Regions from separate parts of the Mus musculus genome. Here region 2 is linked to region 1. A link is a loop called in an ENCODE intact Hi-C map of the cell type or tissue named here. Cell type or tissue: heart. All regions are shown on one strand. Links, peaks and the distances in the headings refer to the core of each region. The heading gives the core; the rest is flanking DNA.

Evidence for each region. Hi-C counts contacts between places; a loop is a spot of excess contacts. Peaks named below come from ENCODE experiments on the same cell type or tissue, not always from the same donor. Only the 100,000 strongest peaks of a DNase experiment are listed, where the experiment ranks them.
Region 2: a loop joins it to region 1, with 2.0 times the contacts of the local background. A loop is called at or near these places in 3 of 42 quality-filtered maps.

The regions. Positions count from the first base shown.
Region 1 is chr11:65,301,728-65,307,105 of GRCm38, forward strand. No RefSeq gene overlaps it. Among named protein-coding and RNA genes, the nearest start is that of Gm12295, 17 kb to the left of the region's middle. In heart, for the core only: a CTCF peak has its summit at 2,447 (motif pointing left); a DNase peak (open chromatin) is centred at 2,264; H3K27ac peaks cover 2,546 bases.
Region 2 is chr11:65,360,127-65,365,504 of GRCm38, forward strand. No RefSeq gene overlaps it. Among named protein-coding and RNA genes, the nearest start is that of Gm12295, 75 kb to the left of the region's middle. In heart, for the core only: no CTCF peak of the experiment used is centred there; no DNase peak of the experiment used is centred there; H3K27ac peaks cover 3,719 bases.

The DNA.
Region 1 (5,378 bases), core at 212-5,211:
TATGTAAGCGACAGAGACCATCTAGCTTTGTGGTCCAGATGACAGAGTGGGGACCAGTCAACACGCATTGGCTACTAGTATGAGCTTCACTCATGGGAGATGTGCTGTTGTTAGAGAGGTAGAGATGGGGTTCAAGGCCCCTCCCAAATGGAGTTGTTCCTTTTATCCTACCGGCTGTGCTCTTTCAAGCTGGGGCAGAACGCTGGCTTCTGGAGGTAGCCCCATTCCTTAGTCAGGGCTGATGGGTAGAGAGCTCAGCACTGGACACACCAAAAACCTTCTACCTGAAGGAAAAGATGTAACTGGTTCTGCTTTCTCCCTGAGAACATCATAGATGTGGGATCTGGATGGCCAGGAGATGTAGTGTGACTAGAACGTCAAGAGACCCATCTTTAGGACAGAAGAGCTCAACCTCAGTGCTCTCTCTCTCTCTCTCTCTCCCTAACAGCTGTGATTTTGGGTGACCCTGGTACTCAATGTTAGTGGGAAGGGTAGGGCTGAACTGACAAATCTCAAGTCAGATATAGGGTAGAGGCAGTGGCAGCATACACCTTTAATCCTTAGTGCTCAGGAGGCAGAGACAGGCAGATTTTTTTTTTTGTTTGTTTTTTTTGTTTTTGGTTTTTTGTTTTGTTCAAGGCCAGCCTGATCTATAGAATAAGTTCCAGGACAGCTAGGGCTACACAGAGAAACTCTGTCTTGAAACATTAAAAACAAAAAACAGACAAACAAACGAAAGACCAAATTGGGTGGGTCATCTAAATCTCTGAGGATAGGCAGTTTTGAACACATACACACACACACACACACACACACACACACCCCTAAATTGAAAAATCTAGAGCCAGCTGAAGAACTGTAAAATAGCTTCCTGCCCTGCCTACAGTTTCTTTCTAAGGTGACTCTGAAAATATTTTCAGGGTCTCCCTTTTAAAACCTAACACAGGCAGCTCCTCTTCTCTGCAAGGGTTCTCCTGCCTTGCAGTTCAGGCTGTCTTTGGAACTTCCTTCAGTACGTATCTTTGGAGAGTACTTCTGAGTGAGGTTTCTGGGACAGCCGGTGAAGAAGGAAGGCACCCTCTCATTCTTATAGAATGTTTTAGTTGACAGAATTTATACACATGGTATTTTGAAACACTTGCATGTGTCCAATGGCTTAATTCCTCTCACAGCATGCACTGATTTCTGTGGAGAGAGGACTGTGGGCCTACACTCAGTAATCTTAGGTACAATGCGCCATTGTCTGTATTGTGTACCACGAATCTCTTGAACTTTTTCTTCTCTCTCCTCTCACAGACATCTCTCCAAATCTCTTAGCCCTGCTTCCACCATCCCTTCTGTTTTGATGAATCTGCCATCTTTAGATCCCATGTAGCCATGAGCACATTGCACAATTTATTTTAGCAGGTCAGGATGACTTCACGAAACTGCTGTCCTCAGGTTCATCCCATGGCTGCAAATGAAAGAATTTCTTTCTCTCTCATGGCTGAACTTCGTTTTTATAGAGATTCAGTTCAGGGGACTGGGTGAATCAGGGGCCCAGGCATATCACATCACAGTCAATCTGTCAAGACCTGTTTGGGAAAACCCAGACAACAGACGAGCTTAAGGCCTAGATAGGGGGAAACTTTAAAAAGTATAAACTCTGTTTGTTTCACAACTCGTATTTATTTGTGTGTAGCCATGCACACGCACTGTGACATGCTGGTGCAGGTCAGAGGACAACTTGCTGGTTCTCCACTCTGTGGGTCCTGAGAATTAAATTCAGCTCATTAGTTATGGCAGTCAGTGCTCTGACTCCCTGGGCCATCTTGCTTGCCCTCTATCCCATAACTTCTAATGAGTAAAAATTAATAAAGGGAGTTTTGATGCAAGAAATAAAAAACAAATCTCAGTTAGTCATCCCAGCCAACAGGTCTGTTTCTGTGTTTTATCTCTACCCATCTATTTTTTTTCCCATTCATTTCAGCAATACTCACGCACAGTAGGCACTTTCCACACTATGCAGGGTGTGGATACAAGGGGTCTTCCATATGTATTGAGTTAGGGCCATTTGTCCCTCAATCTCCTTTCATGCATTTCAGGTCCCTCTTAAGCCACAGAGCATAGGGCCCACTTAAGATGCCATCTAGCTAGCTGCCATTTGGTCTCACCAGATGCTCTGTCCCTGGTTGACATTGTTCAGCAGCTCTCATGCCTGTGTCACTTCCCCTGAGAAACAGGAGAGATAAGGCAGGCTCTCGTGTATTTGCTTGGCTCTGAGCGGACTGTACAGCACCATTTGGGAACCCTCTTCTCTTATCACTGTCAAGGGTGTCAGCTGTCCAGAAAACTGCGAGCAGAAAATAACATTGAGATAGGCTAAATGCACAGGGCCACCATGAACCCTGTTAGAGGGGGTGGGGGGGAGGGTGCAGCACCCTCTGCTGTCACAGAGTAGGCAGAAATTCACCCTGTTCTGCACTTTCTCTTGAGTGTTGTCATTGCAAAGCCAGAAGGACCCACATTCTGAATACACACTTAGAGAGCTCAGCTCCTGTCCCTTATTGCTCATAAAGGAGATGGATCTCGTTTTGTGCTAATGAGCACCAGAAAGGGGCAGCAATGCATATTTTGGGAACCTTGTGTCCCTCATACATTCCTTGAGGCCCTGGCTTGAGAAAGGAGTCCTCCTCAAGGTCACTCCTTTGAAGGTCATATGTACATCTTTGTTTGCAACTCCACTTCCTGGACTGTTGGCACCTATAGAATTTTTTCTTTTTTTTTGGAAGTTTCTTCCTCTATATCTTGGCAGGCTCTGTCCCCAGTTCCATTCCGCAGGGTCTTCTTGACACTTTTATTTATTGCTGCCCACCCTTACAACCCTACGAATTCCTGCCGTCCAGTGTGGTCCACACTGCACCTGCATGCTGCTAAGCACTGAGCATGTCCAGTGCTGTGCAAACAAGGGAGTCAAATATGAAAAGTTTTGAACTGCAGTTCGTACAAATGTCAAGACCACAGCATTGTCCTGTGGAGGGATTTGCTTGATCATTTCACAGATCTTTGACTATTTAACACTCAAACTCAGATATGCTGAAATTAAAATTTTACTCTTTAAAGTGATTGTGTGTGTGTGTGTATTCGAATGTGTGTGTTTGAGTGAACCCTGGCTATCCTCCCATCTCTGTCTTCCTAATGCTTAGATTGACAAAAACACCCACACATCACCACGTCCAGATTTTTATGTGGTGCAGGGGTCAAGTCAGGGCCTTCATGCTTACATAATGACACTTAACTGACTGAGCTATCTTACCATCTGTCTTAGTCAGGGTTTCTATTCCTGTACAAAACATCATGGGCAAGAAGCAAGTTGGGGAGGAAAGGGTTTATTCAGCTTACACTTCCACATTGCTGTTCATCACCAAAGGAAGTCGGGACAGGAAGTCACACAGGGCAGGAACTTGGAGGCAGGAGTGGATACAGAAGCCATGAAGGATTGTTGCTTACTGGATTGTTTCACCTGGCTTGCTCAGATTGCTTTCTTATAGAACCCAGGACTACCAGCCCAGGGATGCCACCACCTACAATGGCTAGACCCTCCCACCATGATCACTAATTGAGAAAATGCCTTACAGCTGGATCTCATGAAGGTATATCCTCAAGGGAGCCTCCTTTCTGTGTGATAACTCCAGCTTGTATCAAGTTGACACACCAAAGCAGCCAGTACAATTGACCCCTTGTCAACTTGACATACAAACGTATCACTATTAACCCTCAACCCTTATTTTCTTATTCATCCTCAAGGTCTAAATAACTTTAAAAGTCCCACAGTCTTTACAAATGCTTACATATTAAAATTTCAATCCCTTTAAAATATCCAATCTTTTTTGAAGTTCAAAGTCTTTTTACAGTTCCAAGTCTCTTAACTGTGAGCTCCACTAAAATACTTTCTTACTTACTTCAAGAGGGAAAACTATCAGGGCACAGTCACAATCAAAAGCAAAATCAAATTCTTACTGTCCAATGTCTGGGTTCTACTCATGATCTTCTGGCCTCCTCCAAGGGCTTGGGTCACTTCTCCAGCCCTGCCCCTTTGTAGCACACACCTTGTCTTCTAGGCTCCAGCCGCCTGTACTCCACTGCTGCTGCTGTTCTTGGTGATCACCTCATGGTACCGGCATCTCCAAAACACTGTCTTCCATTGCAACTAGGTTTCAACAATAGCCTCTCATACATTGGCTCTCTTCATGGTGCCAAGCCTCAACTCCTTTGCATGACCCCTTCAGTCCTGGGCCATCAATTGCAAGTAAGGCTGCACTTTCACCAATGGCCTTCCATGGCTTCTCATAATGTCAAGCCTCAGCTGTTCTTCATGACTCCTTTATGGCTTCAAAGCCAGTACCATCTGGTTGACTCTTACACATTACCCAGTCCAGCCATAGCACAAGATACAACCTTGACTATCTCTGGAACACAGCCTCTTTGTGCTCTCAGAAAACACTTCCCAGAAGATTTCACCTTAATAATGCTAGTCTCTTCTTAGTTACTGGCAATTTCTTAGCTCTAGCTAACCAGTGTCAATAGTCCCCGTAATGCAAAGGTTTCGCTTTAGTAGTTCTGTTATCTTGTTAATCACAGCTGATTCTTCAGCTTCAGCTAACCAAAACCACAGAATTTTCATAATCAAAACAGCAACGGCCGTGATAAGAGTCTTTAATCTTCCCTATGAAATTTCACAAGTCAGGCCTCCATCATTTGCACTGTTCTCAACATTATCTTCCAAACTCCTACAAAACATCTCACAGAGCTCTTAATACCCAATGGCTCTTCTAGCCCAAAGTTCCAAAGTCCTTCCACAGTCCTCCCCAAAACATGGTCAGGTTATCACAGGAATACCCCATTAAGCTGGTACCAACTTGTCTTAGTCAAAGTTTCTATTCCTGCACAAAACATCATGGGCAAGAAGCAGGTTGGGGAGGAAAGGGTTTATTCAGCTTACACTTCCACGTTGCTGTTTATCACCAAAGGAAGTCAGGGCAGGAACTCATACAGGGCAGGAACTTGGAAGCAGAAGCTAATGCAGAAGCCATGGAGGGGTGCTACTTACTGGATTGCTTCCCCTGGCTTGCTCGGCTTGCTCAGCTTGCTTTATTATAGAACTCAAGAGTACTGGCCCAGGGATGGCACCACCTGAAATGGCTAGGCCCTCCTCCCTTGATCACTAATTGAGAAAATGTCTTACAGCTGGATCTCATGGCGGTATATCCTCAAGGGAGGCTCCTTTCTCTGTGATAACTCCAGCGTGTGTCAAGTTGACACACAAAACCAGCCAGTACACCACCCCAATCTCAAGGATTTTTAAGGCTCAGTTTGGAGAAAAACCTGTAAGCAGTCTC
Region 2 (5,378 bases), core at 75-5,074, 58 kb after region 1:
TGAAGGTTTGGTCTATAGATCGTGGTGCTTTCCAGGGAAGGTCAGTTAGTGGGCCTTGCTGAGGTCTGTCACGGGGACCAGTTTCGAGAACTAGAAGGCCTTACCCACCTCCAGTTTGCTCTCTCTGCTTTGTGCCTGGAGCAGAAGATGTGAGCTTTCAACTCCTGCTCAAGTCTCCATTCCCACCCACGGCCTTATCTCCCCACCTATGGATACCTCTGGAGCTGTAAGAGCCAATAAGCCATTCCTCTGGTGAATCACTGTGGCTATTACATTTCATCACACGTTAACGGTAATTAATCCAGGGGAAATGGGAATAAGCCATGATCTAGATCTAACCAAACCCATGTTCTTTATCCAAGTTGAGATTTCCCTCCTCATCTAAGACTAAGATTGAAACTGCTGCCTGGGGCTTCAAGCTAGGAGTGGGTTTGAGGCTGCCAGTTCCATAGCCAATGAGACTGACTTCAGAGCAGGCCCAATCAGCCCAATCAGCCAGGTTCACTTATGCCACAGAGGAGGCCAAGGATATCCCTGACGCCTTTTCCTGACATTATCTGCAGTTTCCAGCGACAGTTCTGCTGATAAAGGGTAATGGAGACGATGCTTTTTGCTGAGCTTTTAGCATTGCTGTCCCGTTATTCCCCAAATCTCCCGGATATTAGCAAGTTCTCAGCTTTTTAGTGAATAAAACAGAGTCCTCAGCTATGAGTCACAAGTCCCACCCAGGGAGTTTGGGGATCCACTGTGTCAGACTGCCTGTGTCCCTCCTGGTTCTGTAGGATTTGGGCTGGTGGATTTCCTGCTCCTTGTATTCTCTCAAGGTAACCCTCTTCATTGGATTCTACGCTTCAGAATGAGGCCAAGGCCAAGACTCTGAGCGAAGAGACAGTAAGGGGATATCCGTTAGCAGGGAACATGAGATTCAAGCATTGGCAGGGTATATGAACACCCTTGAAAAGATGCAAGGTGCAAAGTGCTGAGAAGTACCCCCCAAGAGAGCTGGAACATGGGGAACCCACATGCTCAAACTCTAGGGCATTAGAGGATTTTCTACTGTTGGTGTTGAGGAGATAGCACCCCCTTGCCCCCAGATTTTGCTCCTTTACTGAGCAAATTGAATCCCTACAGGCTTTCGTCAAGTTGGGGAAATAGAATGGAGCCCCGGCGATGGCTTCAAGGTCTCAGCCATCTGTTTCAAAATAGATCAGAATTCTACCCAGCTGGTAGTGATTTTCAATCCCAACCCCTGCAGAAAGGCGTGAGAAGGCAGCCCTGTGTCCATTTCTCGTCCAGGGCACCAGGCTGTGCTTCCCTCTCAGGGTGACATGGATGTTATGAAGATTTTTTCATTTTATTTTTAATTTTGTTAGTAACCACAAGCCACACTGTTCCGGTATTTTGAATGCAGCATTTATAAATTGAAAATAGAAGAGGGTACAGAATGTGCAGTTTCTAGTGCATTGTTCCATGTCCTTAAAAAAAAAGTATCATACAAAGGAAAACTCTACATTCTTTAAGGTAGCAGCAATCACGGCAGTCTCTGCAACTTACAATGAAGGATAAGCTTAAGTTGCTGGGCCCTTATCTTAGTCAGGACCATTACAAAATGGGAGGGAGCTCAGCTCTTATTGCCTGTAACTGAGATGTATTGCTTCTTACCTGATGCAAGCCTAGTTGTGTTTCTCAAAAGGATATGTTGACAATCCAACCCAGAATCTGCAAATGTGACACTGCTTGGATCTTTTGAGGTTCAATGAAATTAAGCCAAAGCTGTTGGAATGAACCTTAATTCAGTAAGGAGACAGTCGCAGAGACACACGCGGTCAGGGGTGCTGAGATTTAACTGGTCATCACCAGAAGCATGGGAGGTACAATGAGAGACCTGCCCTCCAGAAAGAATCAACACTGCCAATGTTGACTCCAGACTTCTGGCCTCCAGACCACGAGCAAATAAATTCACTGATTGTTTGAAGCCACCCAGTTTGTGAGACTCCATTATCACAGCCTAAGAAATGAATCTACCACCTTCAGGAAAAAAAACTGTCCGCAAAGGAACTCTGTGTAATGTCATACATAAAATTTAACAAAAACACTTAACCTGACAACTGTTATAAATATGAAAAATATTATCACGTGCAGATAGTCGATGCTACGGAGGGGGAGCTAGACCACTTTGAGAAAGTAAAAGATTTATCACAGGAAAGTTGGGTTTCTCTTCAGAACAGACCCACAAGGTCCAACAGCAGGCCAACTGTGGCCAACAAACCAACCCAGATGATGGGCTGTTGCTGCGCAACCCCTGAATGGAGAGTAGTTCTCACATCTTTGTGAGGTTCTTAAATGCAAACCCATTTCTTTCTCTCCTGTCTAGAGGAGTCTCTAGAGTATAAACCCATCTCTTTCCCTCTGTCTACAAAAGGGTTTCCAGAACATTAAAAGATGAAGAACCCGCGGGGTAGATGCATGGATTCCAAGGGTCCCCAAGACTGTGAACTAGACTCTGAAATCCTAACTCATGTGTCACTGTTACATGAGGGATAAATCTTAAGTCTGTTCAATCAATGAGATGCTTGGTATCCACATATGAGAAAGTGGTACCATTCTGTTCCCGTTACCAAACCATCCTCTCTAAACCTATTACTCTCTAACTCAAGAACTAATGAATCCAGATGAATGTGCAACCAAGACTGGCTGTGCCCCACCCCAGAGCCTGACCGCCACCACCCAACCCTTGGTCTAGTTCAGCTACTCTGACTAATGTGTTACTGGGCCCACCTTGTTCAAGGTTACTGCATGTGGAGAACACTCCACCTCTGAACTATACTTCAGCTCTGGTCCAATGATAATTGAGAACATTACCGTCATCAGCGTCCAGAAGCATAGAACATTTCATTTTGTTTAAAAACAAAAAGTATACATGAGAACAAAAAACACAGCCACTTTTCTAAGTGGAGAGGGATCTATAGTCTAGGTGTTCATCACTCACTTAGCAGCTCCAGTCTCATAAAGCCCCAAGATCCCACCGTCGCAACGATGAAGGTCTCACAGTGTTTTGTAATGGTGAGTGGACCATGATGAGTTAATAAACAACTAACTTTAATTTTCAAAATAATCAGATGAGGAATATTCTCTTATAGTCTCCATCTTTCTCAAAGAAATTGGTGCTTGGGAAGAGTCAGCAAGCCGATTTACATCTGGAAAATGGCAAAGGCAGCCCACAGTGACGTGTCTCTGGCTCCATACCCACCTTCATGTGACTTGACTCACATGAAGCTGTCCCTATTTAGTGCCACTGCCTCTTGCAGAGAGTTGAGGGATGACTTGGTCACTGACTTCTCTGTAGTCCTGAACTCCTGTCTCCTGTATGTGACATCCCTTTCCCTGCCTCACCAGACCCATTCATCCCAGCTGATTGCAGCTTGAGAATGGTATAGACCAGAGCGGCTTGTACTGGCCAGTTTTGTGTGTCAACTTGACACAGGCTGGATTTATCACAGTGAAAGGAGCTTCAGTTGGGGAAGGGCCTCCATGAGATCCACCTGTGGGGCATTTTCTCAATTAGTGATCAAGGGAGAAAGGCGCCTTGTGGGTGGTATCATCTCTGGGCTGGGAGTCTTGGGTTCTATAAGAGAGCAAGCTGAGCAAGCCAGGGGAAGCAAGCCAGTAAGTAACATCCCTCCATGGCCTCTGCATCAGCCCCTGCTTCCTGACCTGCTTGAGTTCCAGTCCTGACTTCCTTTGGTGATGAACAGCAACGTGGAAGTTTTAGCTGAATAAACCCTTTCCTCCCCAATTTGCTTCTTGGTTGTGATGTTTGTGCAGGAATAGAAACCCTGACTAAGACACTGGCTCTAGGCCTCAAATCCTCAAATTCCCACCCTCATGTCCACCCACCAGCATGACACAGAATGAGACTTGTGTAGCAGTGGGATTAGTGAGCTAGTCTCCCTCCCCCAATATTCCCTTTCTGTCTCTGCTCCCAGAGGTGGCTCCTCCCCTAGCAAATGTTCAAACTGGCATCCCATCTCAGGATAGGCTTCACCTGTGTTGCCTGCTCCAATGATTCGGTCCTACACTGGTTGCTGGCCTTGCTCGTCCTTTCTGCTCATCCTGCCCCTCCATCTCCAGCCCTGCAGTATGTGTGGACTGGAAGCTTTCACCCGTCTCCCACTTGTGGCTACAGCCACCACCTCACACTTCACTTACTGGGGTTGGCTGAGTCCTTCTTAAGATTCCCCGTGCCATTTCTGTAATCTGATTCAGGTGGGACCAGAAGCCACCATCTCTAGGAAATTTGGCTTTTTCTCACACTTCAGACCAGTCACTTTTGCTTTGCCCTGGGAACCCTGGATGTGACATGTTCACCTTCTCTGTCTGTGATCTTCTGTGTGTCATGCTAATGAAATCACAGTCACCAGTGTCTTTAAGGTGATGATGGCTTTAAGGGCCAGAAGTGTGCTGCAATGCTGATAATAATTATATAATTAGTTCATCGACAACTTTATACACATATGACCTTATGGAACACATATATTACCCCATCCTGTTCTCTAGATGAGGAACCTGAGGCATAGAAAGGAGAAGCAATGCCAGGAAATGTGGGTTTGGCTTTGAATTCTTGTGTAAAGACTGGCCACCCTGGAGTGCAATGGCTACTTTCTAGTCATCTCCACAGAGTTTTTCTGTGCAGAGAAGTGAGCCTTCTCTTAGGAGACATATATCCATATGTTTTCTCTGGTATTTCTTGTGGTTTTTCCTCCATTAGTCAATGAGGCCTCTGTTAAACACGAAAGAAAAGAAAACCAACAAAATCCAGCTACCAAAGGAGGCATATTTTTAGCTATTGAGTCCCAAATCCCAGGTTGTGTGGTCATAAACCAAAGATGTAAAAGATTAGATGAGAAGCTGGAAGCCTTTTGCTCCAGGCCAGACTCTTCAAATCACAGAAGAAGAAGGGCCAGAGAAGCATCTTTGGGAAGGATGCCGCCCCTCTCACCACCTGCTCCATGGTCCAGTCACCCTGGGTGGGACAGCAAGACAGCTACCAGACAAGGTGGGAGGTGATAGCATCTTATGTCGTCCCTGTCCCTAGGGTTTAGATGAGGACATCCTCCTATTTAACTAAGATTATATCTCCATAACTAAGCCAAATTGGAATTCAATGTAGAAATTAAAGAGAGTTACAGAGAAATAAGGCAAGTTGTATTTTTTACACAGCTGAGAGTGGGGCCTCTGAGTAGCCATGGTCATTGATTCTAGTCTATTCAATAAAGCTATGAGGCTACTTTTTTTTATTTTTTAGCTATCCACATGCTATAGCCTTTAAGTACAGAGTAGAAAAATTGCTTTTTTTAGTGATAATTAAAAACAAAGGA